Linked DNA regions of Homo sapiens: region 2 is linked to region 1. The links are chromatin contacts, found by Hi-C or POLR2A ChIA-PET in ENCODE. All regions are on one chromosome and are shown on one strand. The core of a region is the stretch at or near the end of the contact, and the rest is flanking DNA. Distances in the headings are between cores, read along the strand shown. Region 1 overlaps SYNPO2 (synaptopodin 2). Region 2 overlaps USP53 (ubiquitin specific peptidase 53).

What was found. A loop is a pair of places that touch in the nucleus more often than their neighbours do. ChIA-PET counts read pairs that join two places held with the same protein, here RNA polymerase II (POLR2A). Pooled maps may share reads with other maps.
Region 2: a pooled map shows a loop between it and region 1 (3-fold over the local background). The contact joins two enhancer-like sites. A Hi-C loop is called at or near these places in 1 of 168 maps with a recorded cell type or tissue (PC-9), 4 of 37 single-sample maps with no recorded cell type and 7 of 50 pooled maps. POLR2A ChIA-PET finds 5 or more read pairs at or near these places in 3 of 52 experiments (BJ, MCF 10A and activated naive CD4-positive, alpha-beta T cell).

What each region holds. Positions count from the first base shown.
Region 1 is chr4:119,038,949-119,045,313 of GRCh38, reverse strand. All of the region lies in intron 4 of SYNPO2 (synaptopodin 2), which reads right to left. Among named protein-coding and RNA genes, the nearest start is that of SYNPO2-AS1, 57 kb to the right of the region's middle. Within about 2 kb of position 3,178, at least 13 of the 41 ENCODE cell types and tissues checked have a DNase peak (open chromatin) inside an H3K27ac peak, as active enhancers do.
Region 2 is chr4:119,230,907-119,237,271 of GRCh38, reverse strand. It overlaps USP53 (ubiquitin specific peptidase 53), which reads right to left. Exons shown (of 19, transcript NM_001371395.1): 4 at 1,861-1,982. Among named protein-coding and RNA genes, the nearest start is that of USP53, 21 kb to the right of the region's middle. Within about 2 kb of position 3,396, at least 2 of the 41 ENCODE cell types and tissues checked have a DNase peak (open chromatin) inside an H3K27ac peak, as active enhancers do.

The DNA.
Region 1 (6,365 bases), core at 1,929-4,428:
CATGTGGGAAGTTTTTGTAGAGAAAAATGTTGGTACCTGGCACATGGTAAGCACTTAATTTATTATGAGAGTAATGATTATCAGTACAGAAAACTAACATGTTTTGTATTGTATTCAGTTATAATTATGTGACTGCTATTTGAAGTGGAGCTAATAGCCCTTAAGCAAAATTATTTCCCAATTAAAATGCCTTTTGCTTTTTTAGAGAAAAATCTTATCAGTTATGATGTTAACAACAAGGATTCTTAAGAAATGTGTGCATACCATGTAACAAACTTGATTTGGCCTCTGCACAATAACATTCCCAAAACTTCCCACTGATGTGTTTAGAAGCATCCTCTGTCACGACTTCTAATTACATTAAAAATCTCTGACAATTCAAAGCGAGTTAATGGCAATGACGAAGACACAGCAACTATACAGTGTGTGACAACATAATTTCACAAAGATGTGGAGAATACAGGATGAGGAAAATGACTGAGTTGGCCTTTGTAACTGCTTTTCTGTCCACTATGTTTCTAAGCTTATTAAATGGAACCTTTGATTAATATCCTGGGCCCTGGGGAAATTGTTTAACCTACTGTTCTTTGAGAAATGTAAGATTTACTCCCTATCATATTTATGTTTTCCTGGTCAAAAACATGACCCCAGAGTGAGGTTTAAAATTAGGAATCTTAATCACTTGAACTTGGGAGGTGGAGGTTGCAGTGAGCTGAGATCACGCCACTGCACTCCAGCCTGGGCGACAGAGTGAGACTCCATCTCAAAAATAAAATAAATAAAAATAAAATTAGGAATCATAAATCCAGCTCTTCATCAGGAAAGGCATCAACAGCTTGTTTTCTTAAGCACAGAATAGAAAAAAATTATGCTCAATTCCTTTATCACATCTCTGGTCCAAGTGATAAGTTTTATTTAATGATATCTTTCCTGTTTGAGGGAATTTACACAATAATTTCATGTATGTCATTTCATTTTAGAGACATGGAGATGCCATAAACTATGTGGGATTTTCAAATGTGTGATTGTTTTGCTGGAGGAGAAACATGGGTTAAAGAGAAGTATACAATGATGGTCACGATCATGTGCTTTTCAAATACAAATGGGAAACTTAGGAAACATCTTTTATCAGAAGTATCCCAGTTACATTTCTTCAGAATAAGCAGCATTTACTTCCATTGAAAACACTAATTCCAGATATAGTTGTAGTCTGTCATTAATCACTGAAAGGATGTCTCGGGAGTTATTGGAATGTGTGTCTACTTATCAGACATACGAAATTAGAGATCAAATACTTAATTTTGCCCATGGCTATAGCTGCTATTACAGCTGGTTTTTATTTGCATAGCTTTTTTTTTTTTTTTTTTTTTTTTTTTGAGACGGAGTCTGTCTCTGTCACCCAGGCTGGACTGCAGCAGTACGATATGGGCTCACTGCAACCTCTGCTCCCCAGGTTCAAGTAATTCTCCTGCCTCACCCTGCCGGGTACCTGGGATTACAGGCATGTGCCACCACGCCCAGCTAATTTTTGTGTTTTTAATAGAGGTGGGGTTTCACCATGTCGACCAGGCTGGTCTTAAACTCCTGACCTCAAGTGATCCACCCACCTCAGCTTCCCAAAGTGCTGGGATTACAGGCGTGAGCCACTGCGCCTGGCCGGCATAGCTTTCTTAATGCATTCATGAAGCTGCAATGTATAATTGTCTTGAGATAACATTGTATGTTAATACTACAGCAAATTTTGCCATGTAGACCACACATTTATTAAAAGGATCTCATTCTTTAGTATTCTCCTGACTTCTCCCCATCCCAAAGTTTGCCTTCATTTTGATTTGATGTTAGGTATTTATTGACTATTACAATTGTTAAACAATTTTTTCACTTTTAGTATTAATTCATGCAAATGCATTGATGAATTTACAAAAATATTATGAATTAGCTAAAATACTACATCAGCCCTCTTAACTGCTATGGATATGTAATCTTAGCCTAAGATAAAAAGTAACTTCTGGGGAGACTAAAATGGATAGGCCCTCATCAATACACATTTGAGAGAAAGAGAGGAAAAGAGAGATCCTTTAGTAGTATGTGTGTCTAAATTCTTAAGCAATTATCCAAAACAAAAACAAAAAACAAAACAAAAAAAAACATGGCAGTAAGCCGAGATGGTGCCACTGCACTCTAGCCTGGGCGACAGAGCGAGACTCTGTCTAAAAACAAAACAAAACAAAACAAAAACAAAAGAAAAAAAACAACCAACCAAACAAACAAAATACAATGAACAGATCAGTCATTCATTGACCACATGGCATCAAACCTGTGCAGTGACCTAGGCTCCAGCATTAACCCATCATTTATAATATCCAGCTCTCCCATTAGTCTTTTCTCCTCCCACTGGTAAATGTACAAACATATATTTCACATCACAGAACTTCCAACACGTCACCATCTTTTCTGTTTTAGAAATAAACTTTAGTGCCTCAAAGTTTTGAAAACAATGTGCTTGTTAGGATCAAAGCCGTCACCAAGTGGGTCTGCCTGTTTCTTTGTTCCGTACACTCTTGTAACATATAAGCAGCCTCTGACTGATTTTGCATTTTGTTGACATACTACTCTATTTGCCAAGATTAATGTTAAAGTTAAACAAAAATATTGGGCTCTTTCCCTATGATGCATAAAGTGCATGAACTTCCTTTTTCTTTTGAAAATTTTATAATCGTATTTATTTTCATTTTAAAAAGCTAATAAGCATTCAAAGTGCTTCAAAATTTTCCATTAGCCTAGATCCCAAAATAAGAATGTTTAGATTACTGCCAGATAGATTTAAGCTAGTTATTAGTAAGAATATTTTGGATTTGGAGATAACAGAGTCTAGGGCCCAACAGCCAAGGGAAGTCATACAATCTTTTTCCCCAGAGATAAGAAAAAATAGCCAAGGAAATTCAATCTCTTTTCTAGATAATAAAATTGTATCATTCTATTCTATCCCTAGAAATATTTATACTCATTCTTGATTAGAAGCAGGGGGTCAGATAAAAATCACGTCTCAAGGCCCCCTTTAGTCTTTTGTCTTTTTTAAAAAAAGAATATTCAAAGCAAATTGTAATGCAACGAGCTTTAGAATGGCTGCCTGTGAAGCACTGAGAGGGAAGGAGAGTTTGCTGCCATCTCCTGGACGTTTGAAATAAAATCGGCAAGATGAGTGCTTCAGCGCCTGCCTGTTCCTTTTAGACGGGGCACTAAGACTGTGGAAGCAGGTGCAGTTTACAAGTCTGGCTGTCCCTGACTGGATAAACAGGAAAACTATTTATGGGTTTTAAAGAATAAAGTTGATTTAAGTGGTTTGCATGTTAGAAAAGTGTTATTCAAAGTGTAGTTCACAGCCCATTAGCATCAGAATCACCTGGGTTGTATGTTACAAAAACAAATTCCTAGGTCCCACCCAAACCTAGTAAATCAGAATCTCTAAGGTGGGGCTATCTCTAAGGTGGGGAAATCTTAATTTTACACTAGGAACAAAAAGTGGAAAGCTATATGTTACACTACGAAGGGAATAGTTTGCTCATACTAAAGTGCTGTATATAAAGGAAATCATATTAGTTCATTCAATGTAAAATTAAAATTAAAAGTTCTAAGTAATATATTTAGTGTTGCTGTTTATTTCAGTAATACCACCCACAATGAGTTGTGACATTTCAGTGAGTATTTCATAATGCAGAATTCAAAATCTAGCCCATATTGGACTTACGTGAAGAATTATGATCTGCACCATTTGTTAAACAGTAATAAGTAATCCAACCACAACCAACAGACTCTGAGTGTGAATTAAAAAAAAAACTCCAAACCAAAGATCTAATTGTGGAAGGATTGCAATGAAACCTTAAATTAGTACATTATATTAGTTCAACCAATTCCTTAGAGATTCTTAGCTCTAGAAAATGGTTTTGTGAACATTTCTTTATCAGTGTTAGATATGCTAGGTGAAAAAAGAACAAAGGGGTTTTTAGTACAGTAAGAGGCCTAGTTTTGCTTTATTTTTAAATGTAATTAAATGGCACAAAAGGAAAGCAAGACTAAATCAATTCAATTGCATTTGAAACAAAAGCTATTCTGGATTCAGATAACATTTTCAGAATCTCAGCTTGTTTTGATTTTTTATCTTCAAGATGAGTCTTGACTTCTGCTTCTGACTCAGAAGGATTCTAGAAGTACCAGAAAACCCACAAAAATTCCCTGGGTTTGAAAGGCAGCTGGAATATTAAGTTCCTCCCTATGTCAGTGGCTCAGCTTCTTAGAATTGTTTTTCATCACTTGCCCTGAGCTGGGAGTTTGCTCTGTTCAGGCCGAGGTTTCACTCTTTCTGTTTTTGGAAAGTGATCATGCCTCTCAGGCAAGGGGATCAATTACTCTAAAAAGGCCAGGTTGCTGACCCTTTGTCCTAGGACAGTGTGGAAAGGAGGGATAAGGACAGCTGTGAGCTGCGCCCTCCTAGGTCAGCCCAACTGTTGCAGGTCTGAAGTGGGGTAGTCTCAGGGATAGGGTTGCCAACTGCTCCACTTTCAGTGTAATAGGCCTATTTAAGCTTCAACTATGCTACCAGGTTACTCAGGATACCAACTATCCTGTTTAGAGAATATGTTTGGTTTACAAACATTTCCCCAGAAGAGCTCTCTTCATATTACTAAGTCCACTACATTCATTCTATTTAACATTGGTACTTTGAACTGAAAACAGTGTCTTTATAGTAGAGGCTCAAAGCTGATGTTATTTTATAAAAATATTGAACCAGTCTTTTTGAATCTGATCTCATCTTTGTATACCACGAAAAGAATGCTGGCACAATAGATGAACACAAAGCAGGAAAAAATGGACAAACAGGCTGAATACAGAGGAATGTAAACATATAAACTTCAGTAAGAAGAAAAAAGAGAAGAAACAAAGATCTCTCAACGACTCCTGGGAATAGATTTCTTGTGTCAATGTGAAATTTATAGCGACACTCCTTCTACTTTTCCTATTTTAGTTGTGGGTCTCAAACTGGGATTCATATTAACAGAGAACACAAAAGAACTTGTTTAATTGTGTTTTCCTCATTGGAAGTTTTTAAAATAGTAGCTATTGTTTATTGAGTGCCCCTTAGAAGAATAATAATAGCTAACATGTGTTGAATACTTTCTCTGTGCCAGGCAGTGTTTTATATACAAAATGCATATTGTTTCATTTAATCTTCATAACAACTTGTGAGGTACACCTATTATTGTCTTCGTTTCACAGCTGAGGTATTGAAGCACAGGGCGACTGAATCCTTTGTTTAAAGTCTCCCAACCAGCAGGAGGCAGGCCTGGGACTCAGAGGCAGGCAGCGCGGCCCTAGAGCCCACACTCTTAATCACTACCAATGTACTTCTTGTGGGCTCAAGGTTTACACACCTTATCTCATCTAATAGTATGTGAAGTTCATTTAAGACATGATTACCTTTTGCTTTTCCTAAATTAAAAAAAAGTCTTGTCTTCTTTTTAATTTAAAAATTGGAAGGAACCTTATTCTCTGCATTATTGTTACTGAAATTTGAGGGTTTCTCTCATCACTATTCTGTTCTTCCTTTATTTGCCAGGTATAAATTACCATAACTCTGGTAATATGTGATGCTGGTTGGCTGGAAGCGGTAGGTGTTTGAGGCGTGTGGTCTAGTGCACTGTGGGAATTTGTTCAACAGAAACCAGCAAAATGTTGAGCTTCCCTTCGCCATTATTGAGTTGTAATAAGCAAATAGGCTGATGGAGATAAAAACTACAGCTTTTCCCCATGCACCCTGTTTAAAAATGTCTATTGCTTGGAGCTACCAAACTCTAAGATGTTGCACTATTTCTTATTTTGATTTAGAAGGTTTAGTGTAACTTTGGAGTTATCTCTGAGACATGTAAAACTCATCACTTCTGATGAGCAGTTCCTTTTACCTGTGACCTGAGTCTTCTTGCAATCAGGGGAGGTAGTATAGCCTTGTGATTAGATGATGGCCATAGAGTTTGACTGTTGGGTCCCGAGGCTTAGCCCTACCATGTTACACAAGTTCCTTAAGTTTTCTTTACCTCAATTTTCTCATCTTAAAGTGGGATGATAATAGTACCTACATCATACTTTCATCATTTTGTGGTGACCAAAAAAGTGCTTAGAGTGGTACCTAGCACATCTTAAGCCCCCATAATTGTTACCTTATTAGTGGTTCTATGATTTTAAATTAAGTCAATAAAGCTCTGCAAATGTAATGAGTTTTTACAATTAACCTAGAAGCTCACATCTTCTTTTTTTGAAGTTGGTGATGGGACTGTTCCAAACCCATGTTTAGAATCTATCACACTAGTTCC
Region 2 (6,365 bases), core at 2,147-4,646, 190 kb before region 1:
ATGATAAATCTAGACTGACTGTATTCTACAAATGGAACAACAAAGCCTGGATGACAGCACATCTGTTTACAGCATGGTTTACTGAATATTTTAAGCTCACAGTTGAAGACCTACTGCTCAGAAAATATTCCTTTCAAAATATTACTGTTTATTGACAATGCCCCTGGTTACCCAAGATTTCTGATGGTGATGTACAAAGAGATTAATGTTGCTTTCATCCCTGCAATAACCATTCTGCAGCTCATGAATCAAGGAGTAATTTTGACTTTAAAGTCCCATTATTTAAGAAACACATTTCATAAGGCCACAGCTGCCACAGAAAGAGATTCCTCTGATGGAACTGGGCAAAGTAAACTGAAAACCTTCTGAAAAGGATTCACCATTCTAGATGCCATAAAGAACAATCAGGATTCACAAGAGGAGGGCAAAATATCAACATTACCAGGATATTTGGTTAATGATTCCAACACTTATGAATGACTCTGAGGGGCTCAAGACTTCAGTGGAGAAAGTAACTGGATGTAAACAGCAAGAGAACTAAAATTATAAGTGGAGTGTGAAGATGTGACTGAATTGCTGCAATCTCATGATAAAACTTGAACAGGGGAATTGCTTCTTACGGCTGAGCAAAGAAAGTGGTTTCTTGAGATGAAATCAACTTCTGGTGAAGATGCTGTGCACATTGTTGAAATGACAACAAAGGGTTTAGAACCATTACTGCAGTGCCAGGGTTCCACCCCAGTTCTGAAAGAAGATCTGTGGTGGGGAATATGCTATCAAACAGTGTCACATGCTACAGAGGAATCTTTGGTGAAAGGAAGAGTCAATGTGGCAAACTTCATTGTTGCCTTATTTTAATAGCCACAGCCACCTCAACCTTCAGCAACCATCACCCTGATTCAGTCAGCAGCCATCAACATCAAGGCGAGACCCTCTACCACCAAAAAGATTACAACTTACTGAAAGCTCAAATGATCATTAGCATTTTCTAACAATAGTTTTTAAATAAGATATATACATTGTCTTTTTAGAAATAATGCTATTTTGCACACTTAATAGACTGTGGTATAGTGTATACATAACTTTTATATGCACTGGGAAACAAAAAAATTCCTGCAACTTGCTTTATTGCAGTGGTCTGGAATCAAACCTGCAATACCTCAGTGGTATACCTGTATTACTAACAGTTTTGTCTAATCAACTGAATTTCGTTGATGAATTATTTCATTCAACATTTTTTGAGCCATGTATTGAACCAGTCACTGAAACTAACATTATAATGACGAAAGGCAGACAATACCTTAAGGAATAATAAATTGTAGAGTGTACCAGAAGGGTTACATGATAAGTAGTAACAAAAGCAATCTAAGAAAAGGGGATAGGAAGTATATATAATGTGGGATGGTTTGTGCTTTTAGATAGGATAATGAACGATGGTCTCATTGAGGTTACATTTGCACAAAGATTGGAAAGGGATGAAGAAGCCACCTAAGAGAAGGAATTCCAAGCACAGTGAACAGAAACCTCAAAGATACTGAGGGTTGGAGCATATCTGGTATAGCGGAGAAATAGTAATATAAAGTCTAGTGTGGCAGGAGAAATGTGAACAAAGAGAAAAGTAAATGGGAAAAAGACAGATCATGTGGGATCTCACAAGCCCTTTTTAAGAACTCTGGCTTTAAACTCTGGGTGATGGCTGGGCAGGGTGGTCCACGTGTGTAATCCCAGCACTTCTGGAGGTCAAGTGCGGAAGATCACTTGAAACCAGGGGTTCAAGCCTAGCCTGGGCAACATAGCAAGACCTTGTCTCTACAAAAAATCAAAAAAAATAAAAAATTAGCCAAGCACAGTTGTACACACCTGTAATCTCAGCTACTCAGGAAGCTGAGGCGGGAGGATTACTTGAGCCCAGAAGTTTGAGGCTGCAGTAAGCTAAGACTGCACCACTGCACTCCAGCCTGGGTGGCAGCAAGATGCTGTCTCTAAAAACAAACAACAACAACAAAAACTCTGGGTAACAGTCACTGAGTTCCACAGTACAAAAAGATGGGAGACAGAATGACACAGATTAGTTCAATGTCATTAATCAAATAGCCATTACAGAAGCGCTGAAAAACAAAGAAGCATCAGTCTCTAAAAGAATCCAAGTCAGGAGACTTTGTTTCCATGCCTATTTATTGGCTGCTTAGTCTTAGATACATTCTTGTCATCTCTGATTCATGGTTTCTTCACTTTTAAGATGGGGATAACAATAACAGCCCTGCTTTAACATAGGTTAAATGTTTTGAGAATTATAAAACACTATACAGTCAGCCGTCCATATCCACGAGTTCTGCATCTGTGGATTCAAGAACCAGGGATCAAAAATACAGTGTTTGTGGGATGCGGAACCTCAGCTGTGGAGGACCAACTTTTAGGTCCACTGAATGATCTAAGTATCCATGGATTGTGGTATCTGTTGTAGGTCCTGGAACCAATCCACTGAGGGATAAATGTATTATGTTAGTTGTTTTCTTCTTTTTATTTTACTCTACAGTTTATAACCTCTTCTAAAGTGATCTAAATGATCCTGAAACCTTGCATACAAATTAAGGTTTTAATAAATTTAATCATGTTTGTAGAATGTTAAGGAAGTTCTATATTGGTAGTACATTTTTATTTTTAATGAAAGAATCTTTTTGAAATAATATTTTCAATAAACTTTATTAGACACCAAGTCTGCCCCATGAACTATTTTTATATACACTTTAGCGTATATGTAAAAATCACTACCCTTAAGGGGCTTAGTTTGCTGAGGGGCACAGACACAAACAGATAATTTAAAAATATTATGGCTTCCATTCCAGCACAAGATTTCAAATTCCTGCTTCCCTCCCTCCATCTCAACCCTATAGATTACACAAAAGCAAAAAGCAGTCTAATAAATGAAAAACCTTGGGGACACTAAAAGCAATGGCTTCTAGAGTGTTAAGGAAATGGCAACCAAGAGATGGAGCAGGCCAAATGCTACCAAATGGAAAAGACCTAGTTGTGACCTTTTCCAGTCCTTACATTGCTCTGGGCAGAGAATTTCTACCCTACAGGATGCAATGAGACAGAAAAGCTCTGCTACCACTCCAGTGCCATCTGAAGAGTACAGGAGATTATTATATCAGGAAAGCACCAGAGCACAAACAGTTTGGGAAATGGTAACAAGTTTAGGTGACCTGCAAGGCCCCTGTGTGTTCTGTTCTCACCGGCACTGCATAAATACAATAAGGATAGCAGGTCCTGGAGAAGATCATGCCTCTAAGCAGGTCAACAGGAAGTTCCTTTTTGGCACCAACTGTCGAACTGCATCACCCCGAATCAGCCCACACACTCCCACCTCTACTCCATGAAATTACACAAAGACACATGTTAAAGCCTAGTCTTTCACCCTGCTCCCCAGGCAAATATTACTAGCTCATAACTTGGAACTTCTAAGAAAAATATAACCAGACACTTGGAGAGTATGAGCACAATGAAAGAAAGGCAACAAATGAACAATCAATACCATAAGAAAAAAGACTAAAGAGACCACAAATTTAAAACAAACATAATATTCACCAATTGAAGATATGTATAGATTTTTTAAACTGCTGAAATAAAAAATCCGATGGGTTAACTAGCAAATTGAATATAGGGCAAGAATATACTAGTGAGCAACAAGTTCAGGTCAAGCAATTCTACAAAGCATTAAAAAAGGAATAAGGAAGTAGAAAATATAAACACTTCTCAAAAGCTATGAGACATGGTTAAAATATTTAAATGTCAATATCTAATAAGATTCTCAGAAAGGGAAATAAATAAATATCTCTAGAAATGATTAAGAATTTGCCAGAATTAGAGACTGAGAAACTCAGATAAAAACAGGATGTGTAACTCAAAGAATCCAAACATGATGTAGGAAAAAAGAGAAGTAAGATGAAAACTGTGAAACCTTATACTAAAAAGAAGAAAGGAGATTTCCAAGTCAATTTATAGTCAAACAATAGAAAAAATAAATCCCAAACTAAAATTTTACAAAAACTGACAAAATCTTTACAAAAAGCCTGATTAAGATTAAAAAAAAAAAAGAGAGAGAGAAACATAAACACTAACGAAATTGTTAAAGGAGAAATAACCAAACACATAAGCAATGGTAAGAATATTACTTTATTTCTTATGGCAATAACTAAAAAGGAACAGGTAATTTCCTAGCAAAATACAAATTACCAAAATTAATACAAGAAAAAATGAAAAGCTTAAAAAGGCTAGTTTAGAAGAAAATGGAAAAGAGAGAAAAGTTCTCCCATTTTAAATGGCATCTGGATTAGACAAATTCAAAGTTAAATTTTTATCTAAACTTCAAATAACAGTTAATTCTAGTGTTAGATCACTGCAGGCCAAAGGGAAAATGAAATAGAAAGTAACCCCAAATCATTTCATAAAGCTAACATACCCTTAATATCAAAACATGATAAACCTCATACAAATGTGACATGATTATAGGTACAAAAATTATAAATAAAATGCTAGCAAACAGAATCTACCAATATGTCAAAGGAATAACATACTATTGAAAAGAATACTGCAGTTTATTACGAGAATGCAAATGTGAGTCTGTATTTATTCTCTCAATAAATATTTGGGAGGCTGTGAAGAAAATAGCTAACAGAGCATTATTCATAACAGTCAAAAAGTGGAAACAACCCAAACAAATGTCCATCAACCAATCAATGGATAAACAAAATGTGTTATGTATATTCATACAGTGGAATACTATTCAGCCATAAAAAGGAAGTAGTGACACATACTATGACATGAATGAACATTTAAAAAACTAAGCAAAGTGTAAGAAGTCAGTCACAAAAGACCACATATTACATGATTCCATTCATATGAAATGTCCACAACTAGGAAATCTACTAAGATAGATAGTAGATTAATGTTTGTTTAGGACTGGAGAAGTGGGGGCTATAGGAGAATGAGGGGTGATCGTTAAAGATAGAGTTTCTTTCTGAGGTAGTAAGAATATTCCAAAATTGACTGTGGTAATGTACATATATTTCTGTGAATATACTAAAAATCACTGAATTTTACACTTTTAAAGGGTGAATTGCATGGCATGTGATTATATTTCAATAAAGCTGTTTTTTAAAAAGAGCAAAAGAAAAGACTTTACATAGCATTCCTGAGACTGCCATCCTTACAGTGGTCTGCTTGCAGGGCTGACCTTTGGGAGTTCAAGATTTGGGGAGGCTTTCTACCACACTGATAAGAGTGGGTCACTGCACCTAAACTGCACAAACAAAATGTTTATCCTGAACACCTGTTTTCCTTCTGGAAATCTGGAATTTTGGTACGTCCCAGGCAGAGGATGCATAGTGACCACCCCACAATAAAATGTTAAGCACTGAGTCTCTAATGAGCTTCCTGGTACACAACATTTTACACGTCATCACAAAATCTATTGCTGGAGAAATCAGTGTGCCCTGTGTGACTCCACTGGCAGAGGACAATTGGAAGTTTGTGCCTGGTTTCCTCCTGACTTCACCTCCGGCTCCTTCTCTGTTTGCTGATCCTGCTTTATATCCTTTCACTGTAATAAATCACAGCAATGCATACAACTATATGCTGAGCCCTGTGAGTCCTGCTAGAGAATCAACAAATCTGTCAGGTGGGAGGGATCTTGGGGACCTCCAACCCAGAGGCATTATAGTACAGTACTTGAAAGCTGCTTCGTTTCTATCAGACTGGCAAAAATATTAAAATACTGTTGGTGAGGATAAAAGGGAAGAGGTACCTTCTTTCACTGCTAATAATGTAATCATACTATTATACCCTCTGGCAATATTAGATCAACATGGCAACAACTATTAAAAATTAAAACACACTTCAACCTCCGAAACCCAATACTGAGAATCTATACTCCAGAAATAAAAGTACATTTTTATTGAGATATATTAGGTTCTACCAGTAAATAATGAAGGAAATAAAGTAAATATCCATCAGTAGGAACATAATTGCTACAGGGTGTTCGCTGTGAATTCCTATAATTTTATGTTACCTCTGCATCCACTTTGAACATAAGTTGGACTTTCTGATTCCAGAAGCAGTACTCAGTTACCCCTGACAGTTTCCAGTTTTCTACCTCTTCCTAGTTCCTCAATATGGTCAATCCAGATATCTACTTTATATAACTGCTTCCTAGTTACCACCTCTTTATAGGTGGTCAGTGAAATACAACCCACTTGACTTGACCTACTGACTCACACAGCCTGCATGGGCTGTGCAGATATGCCACAGTGACCACCTTTCAGTCACAGTGACTTCATGGAACATGTACCCACTTACTCTAAACC